Linked DNA regions of Homo sapiens: region 1 is linked to region 2. Evidence: read pairs that join two places in POLR2A ChIA-PET (ENCODE). Cell type or tissue: Caco-2. All regions are shown on one strand. Links, peaks and the distances in the headings refer to the core of each region. The heading gives the core; the rest is flanking DNA. Region 1 overlaps FRMD4A (FERM domain containing 4A). Region 2 overlaps FRMD4A (FERM domain containing 4A).

Region 1 (2,807 bases), core at 253-2,752, 340 kb after region 2:
AGAAGTCCAGGATCAGAGTCTCGGCAGGTTTGGTGTCTCCTGAGGCCTCTCTCCTTGGCTTGTGGACATCCGCCTTCTCCCTGTGTCCTCACTTGACCTTTCCTGTATACTGGAGTATCCCTGGTTCTCTTCCCCTTCCCAGAAGGACCCAGTCCTATAAGGACTCAGTCCCACCCATATGACCTCATGTAACCTGAATTACCTCCTAAAGATCCTATCTCCAAATACAGCACATTCTGAGGTATGCTGGGAGTAAGGACTTTGGGAATGAATTTTAGGAAGGCACATAGTTCAGTCCCTAACAGTGACCTCGAGCAAATGACCTCTTTAAGCAATTGTGAGGTATTAAGGCAGCAATGTGTGCAAAGCCACCCACCACAGAGCATCCTGAGACAGCCATGGGCCTCACTCCGTCATTTTTATAGGGACACACTGTGCTGCCTGGGATGGGCCTCTGCTTTCTGCACCTGGGAAGTCCATGCTTCACAGGAATGGTCTGCTCTGCTCTGGCTCTGAAGACAGCAGGCTCAGTGTTTCTCCAGGGAAAGTCGGGCCTCCAGCTGGGGCAGCACACGCCGGCTCAGACCTGAGTCATCACTCTGGTGTTAGGAGTCCACTCCTCCCAATCTCAAGCACTGCGGGACATGGCTGGTGGCTCAAGGCCCCCTTCCTTTCCTGAACCAGGAGCCTGTATGCCGTGAGCTATGATGTGGGCCTGGCTTGCTGAGCCTGGAGCCGGTGTGTCTTTCACATGACCATGTGGCAATCTGGAAAAGTCCATGTGTCTTAAGCTCTCAGTGTTGTACAAGCTGAAAGGAGAAAGAAAACAGGAGGACGCCAATGGTACCCAAAGCCAACTTAACTGGGGTCTCAGTGAAAACCTTAGGACTTTACAACTACATCTACAGATGCCCTCTGCATTACTCTGGTGCACGTTTTATGGCAGGAATCCTGTTGGCAGAGATGACCACAGAGGAGGATCACTCAGAAAGCATTTTCTCAAAAACTATAATTTCTTTAGTCTCCTGTTCAGGTGGATAATTAAATAAATGGTGATTTTCCCAAAATGCCTTTAGAAATGGTGGTCCTGGCTGGATGTGGTGGCTCACACCTGTAATTCTAGAACTTTGAGAGGCCAAGGTGGGAGGATTGCTGAAGGCCAAGAGTTCAAGAGCAGCCTGGGCAGGACAGCAAGACCCCATCTCTAAAAAACAAACAAACAAAAATTTTAATTAGCTAGGTGTGGTGGCATGCACCTGTAGTACCAGCTACTAAGAAGACTGAGGTGGGAGGATCACTTGAGCCCAAGAGTTCAAGGCTGTAGTAAGCCAAGATCCACCACTGTACTCCAGCCTGAGTGACAGAGCAAGACCCTATCTCTAAAAAAAAAAAAAAAAAAAAAAGGAAATTATTCTTCCAGCCAAGCCCTAAAGTCATATTAATCATTGCATTTATCTTAATCATCATTGGATGGTTTTTATTCAATGTCCTGGTTAAGGTCAGTATTTTAGACTGTATAATAAAGAAAACGGGCAATGTCCCCATCTCCCAGGAACTTACAGTCTAAGGTCCATATTGTAAGGTATGTAGCAAACAGAACATAGGCAGGCGCGGTGGCTCACGCCTGTAATCTCAGCACTTTGGGAGGCTGAGGCAGGCGTATCACTTGAGGTTAGAAGTTTGAGGCTAGCCTGGCCAACATGGTGAAACCCCGTCTCTACTAAAAATACAACAATTAGCTGGGCGTGGTGGCACATGCCTGTAATCCCAGCTACTTGGGAGGCTGAGGCACCAGAATTGCTTGAACCCATGAGGCAGAGGTTGCAGTGGGGCAAGATCGTGCCACTACACTCCAGCCTGGGCAACAGAGCGAGACTCAATCTCAAAAAAAAAAGGGAGGGAGGGGGAAGAAAACAGAACAGAGAGGAAGCAATGCAACAAACTGAGAAGCAGAGCAGCAAGAGACAAGTTTACAAAAGGAGATCATAAATGGCACATTGTGGCTGGGCGTGGTAGTTCATGCCTGTAATCCCAACACATTGGGAGGGCAAGGCAGGAGGATCATTTAGGCCCATGAGTTTGTGAACAGCCTGGGCAACACAGGGAGATCCCCATTTCTAAAAAAAAAAAAAAAAAAAAAAATTAGCTCTGCATGGTGGTGCACGTCTGTAGTCCCAGCTACTGGGAAGCCTGAGGCAGGATGGCTTGAGCCCAGGAGGTAGAGGCTTCAGTGAGCTATGATCACGCCACTGCACTCAGGCCTGGGCAACAGAGCAAGATCCTACCTCTAAATAACTAAATAAAGAGATAGCACGTTGTAATTCAGCAATCTTTCCTGTGATGTGTTAAATAGGGAGATGATTAGAGAAGAAAAGGTGTGCCCTGTTTTTCATGGAAAGGAAGGTTCTAGAAGAGCTAAGCCTGCTTTCTTCCTCCATCCCCTTAAGAGGTCTTCATTGGGCAGGTCACCATAGTAGCCACCAGATTCCTGATTGCTGTCATGTCATCAGAACAGGAAGCAGGAAGAAGAGAGTGAGGAAATGAAGGGAAGATAGAAAATATCGAACCCAACAGTTCTGTGCAACCAGAGATGTGTGTGTTAAGGGTACAACTTGCAGAAGAGGAGTGGGATTGGGATTGGATGGAGGAAAGCTGGGCGTAGTGCATGATGGTACAATATTCACATCTTCTTGTTGAATGCAAGGTTGCACTGTCAGTCAGTGTACCTGTGAACATACTGGTGCCCACAAAGAGATGAGATGGACCTTGAGTAATGACATTGCCTGAGTGGATAAGAAATTAGAAGC
Region 2 (2,807 bases), core at 285-2,784:
CTAAGACTCTGGTCAAAGGATGTACATGTCTGGTTAAGTGAGAATGAGGTTGCAGCCTGCAACTAAGGTGACGCAGAGAAAGAGTTAAGAATAGAAAATTGGACCCTGAGCAGCGGCTCACATCTGTAATCCCAACACTTTGAGAGGCTGAGGCGGAAGGATCTCTTGAGGCCAGGAGTTTGAGACCAGCCTGGGAAACATAGCAAGACCCTGTCTCCATAAAAAAATTAAAAATTAGTTGGGCATGGTGGTGCATGCCTACAGTCACAGATATTCAGGAGGCTGAGGCAGGAGGATCTCTTGAACCCAGTAGTTCAAGGCTGCAGTGAGCCATCATCATTGCACCACTGTACTGCAGCCTGAGCAACAGACAGACACCCTGTAAAAAAAAAAAAAAAAAAAAGGAAGCAAACTGGAGACTACGAAGGAGGTGATCAAGAGGTGATAGAGTTGGTGTAGATACTGAAGTTCTATTGGAATGCTGATGTGTGAACGGGAGGAGAAGAAGGATGTTAATTAGGGGTGAAAAGCATCAATGAAGGAAGAGGCAGGGGCCTGGGACCAGCCTGTGATTCCATCTGGAGGACAGAGTGGCTCGCCCTATCTTGGGGATGTCTTGTGAGTACAAGAATCACAGATGGAAAGAAGGGCAAGGGACAGGGGCATCTTCCTTAAATCACATTGATAGGTTCATGTATGGTGCACATGTGTCACATATATGATGCAAAAGGGGTCCTGGCCCCTTGGTGATGGCATAGATGTGTGTAGCCACATTTAAGGAGTCACCAGTTGAAGTAGAGATGTTGAATTATTCTCACAGAGAAAATTCCTCAAGCATAAAGAAGTTCAGAAAAATCTCATCTTTTCAACTGCATTATGCTCTGACCTAGGTCTTTGCCATTTTTCTTTCATTGTGTATTTTTTTCCAAGTGACCAGCAATGCTGAATGAAACAGTCAATCCTGATTTATTTGGACTCCTGGACAGTGTGCCCGTACGCGCGCGTCCACACACACACACACACACACACACACACACACACACACAGACACACACACACTTTTTTTTTTAATACTCAACTATTCAGGATCAGAGTCCATAAATCTGTTTTTGAAACTTTCTCTAAAAAGAGGCTACAGTTATGTGCCTCTAAACATCTGGCCAAACTGCAGAAGAACCCAGTTAACTATCCAGGTGTGAAATTCACAGTGGGCTGAACATGGGTATTTAGAAGTACTCCACGCAGTGGGATTTCTTTTTCAGCTTTCTGTACACAGACCAGAAAAGCAGCTCAGTAATGGTGTCAACTAGATCCATTCCTGTGGGAGTCCCACTTCTTAAGAGAGGAAGGAATGATGAACGAATGAATGAATGAATGAATGAATGAATGAACGAACAAACGCAACAGTGCTCTCAGCTCTGGAGAGAACAAGCTACAGAGCCCAAAGCGGCTGGATGCTCCGGCTCAGCCCCCCTCGCCTCCTGCCCTGGATGAGCTGCCCTGTGGGTTGTTACAGATCACTGTTCTTGGTTCAAATGCGTTACCTAAGACAGAGATCATTTGTCAAGTGAGCAGGGTACACAGAGAGCTGTAGGCAGATTATGGAAAGAGAGAGGGAGGAGAGAGAGGGAGGAGAGAGAGCGCGGGAGAGGGAGAAAGAGAGAGGGGACCAGGGCGAGGAGAGGAGCAGGCTTCTCCAGGAACGGCGCTTTGCAGGCGCTGGGGATTCAAGTTAGACCGGGTGGCGGTGCAGAGGCGCCACCCGGGAGAGGGGAGCCACCACGGCTCCCGACATGGCTCTTTTCATGTGGGATGCTTAAGCACGGCACACAGAGAGAGTAACTTGCAGGAGACAGAAACTGGCATGAGGATTCTGCCACCATGGAAGGGCTCCTGTCTCCGATGAGGACGAAGGTAAGGGGAGTGGATCTGGATTTCTTTTCCTTCTGCTTGGAGGGACAGAAAAGGCTCTGTGCATGGGAGGAGGCTCACGGAGCTTTTGTCTCATTTCAGAACTAGGCTGGCGATTGCAACTGGATCTCTCAAAGAATAGGCTTGCCTGCACGGCAGCGCGATCTGAGGGGAAGGGGAGAGCAGAGAGGGGAGCGAGCCATCTGTCAGCGTGGACAATGGGAACCTCAGTAAATGAGTTCGCCTCTCGGTTGATTAGACAGCCATATTTTAGCAGGATTTCCAGTCACTCTTGCTTTGGGGCCGTGCAGCCCTCGGAGCTGTTCGTTTGCAGGAAGTACCAATTTCTCAGATCGTATTGCTGTTTAGCAGGAGGAGTAACACGTTTAAGGCAAAGAGTGTGCCCAGCTCCCACTTGAAATAGCCTCTTTCCTCTTCCTCTTCCTCCTCCTCTTCTTCAGAGCAGGAGGACCAGGGAATCCTCTCTGTAGAAAGTAGGTTAATGCATTCTGGAGGCCAGTGTGTTCTCGGAAAAATAGCAGACCTGCAGAAAAGATTTCAGAGCACTGCTCTAGCCTGACATCTTGAACTTGGTCCTGTAACATTTAGAAATGCTCACGGGGAACTGGTTTTGGTCTCCTGAAGACTCTAAGCGCTTGTTCTTCTTGGCTGGAGTTTGCTTTTTCACTTTCAAGAGACGCTTTGAACGTGGGGTTTTCCATTATAAGCTCAGACGATGAAGGTGTTATTTGATATCTGCTATATTTACCTATAACTCTAAATGGATAGATCCAAAGTTTTCAATAATGCTAGAAATATTACTTTTCTTAACCAGAAATTTCAAAACAAATCAAGGGGCAAATAGATCTCTAAACACACAGCAGAGTTAAAGTCAA

What was found. Peaks named below come from ENCODE experiments on the same cell type or tissue, not always from the same donor. Only the 100,000 strongest peaks of a DNase experiment are listed, where the experiment ranks them.
Region 1: POLR2A ChIA-PET joins it to region 2 with 5 read pairs; 3 of 35 experiments call an interaction of 5 or more read pairs at or near these places.

What each region holds. Positions count from the first base shown.
Region 1 is chr10:13,837,588-13,840,394 of GRCh38, reverse strand. The region is part of intron 3 of FRMD4A (FERM domain containing 4A); the gene reads left to right. Among named protein-coding and RNA genes, the nearest start is that of FRMD4A-AS2, 150 kb to the left of the region's middle. In Caco-2, for the core only: no CTCF peak of the experiment used is centred there; no DNase peak of the experiment used is centred there.
Region 2 is chr10:14,173,119-14,175,925 of GRCh38, reverse strand. All of the region lies in intron 2 of FRMD4A (FERM domain containing 4A), which reads left to right. Among named protein-coding and RNA genes, the nearest start is that of FRMD4A-AS3, 100 kb to the right of the region's middle. RefSeq lists an enhancer at 1-478. In Caco-2, for the core only: no CTCF peak of the experiment used is centred there; DNase peaks (open chromatin) are centred at 1,685 and 2,023; H3K4me3 peaks cover 1,447 bases.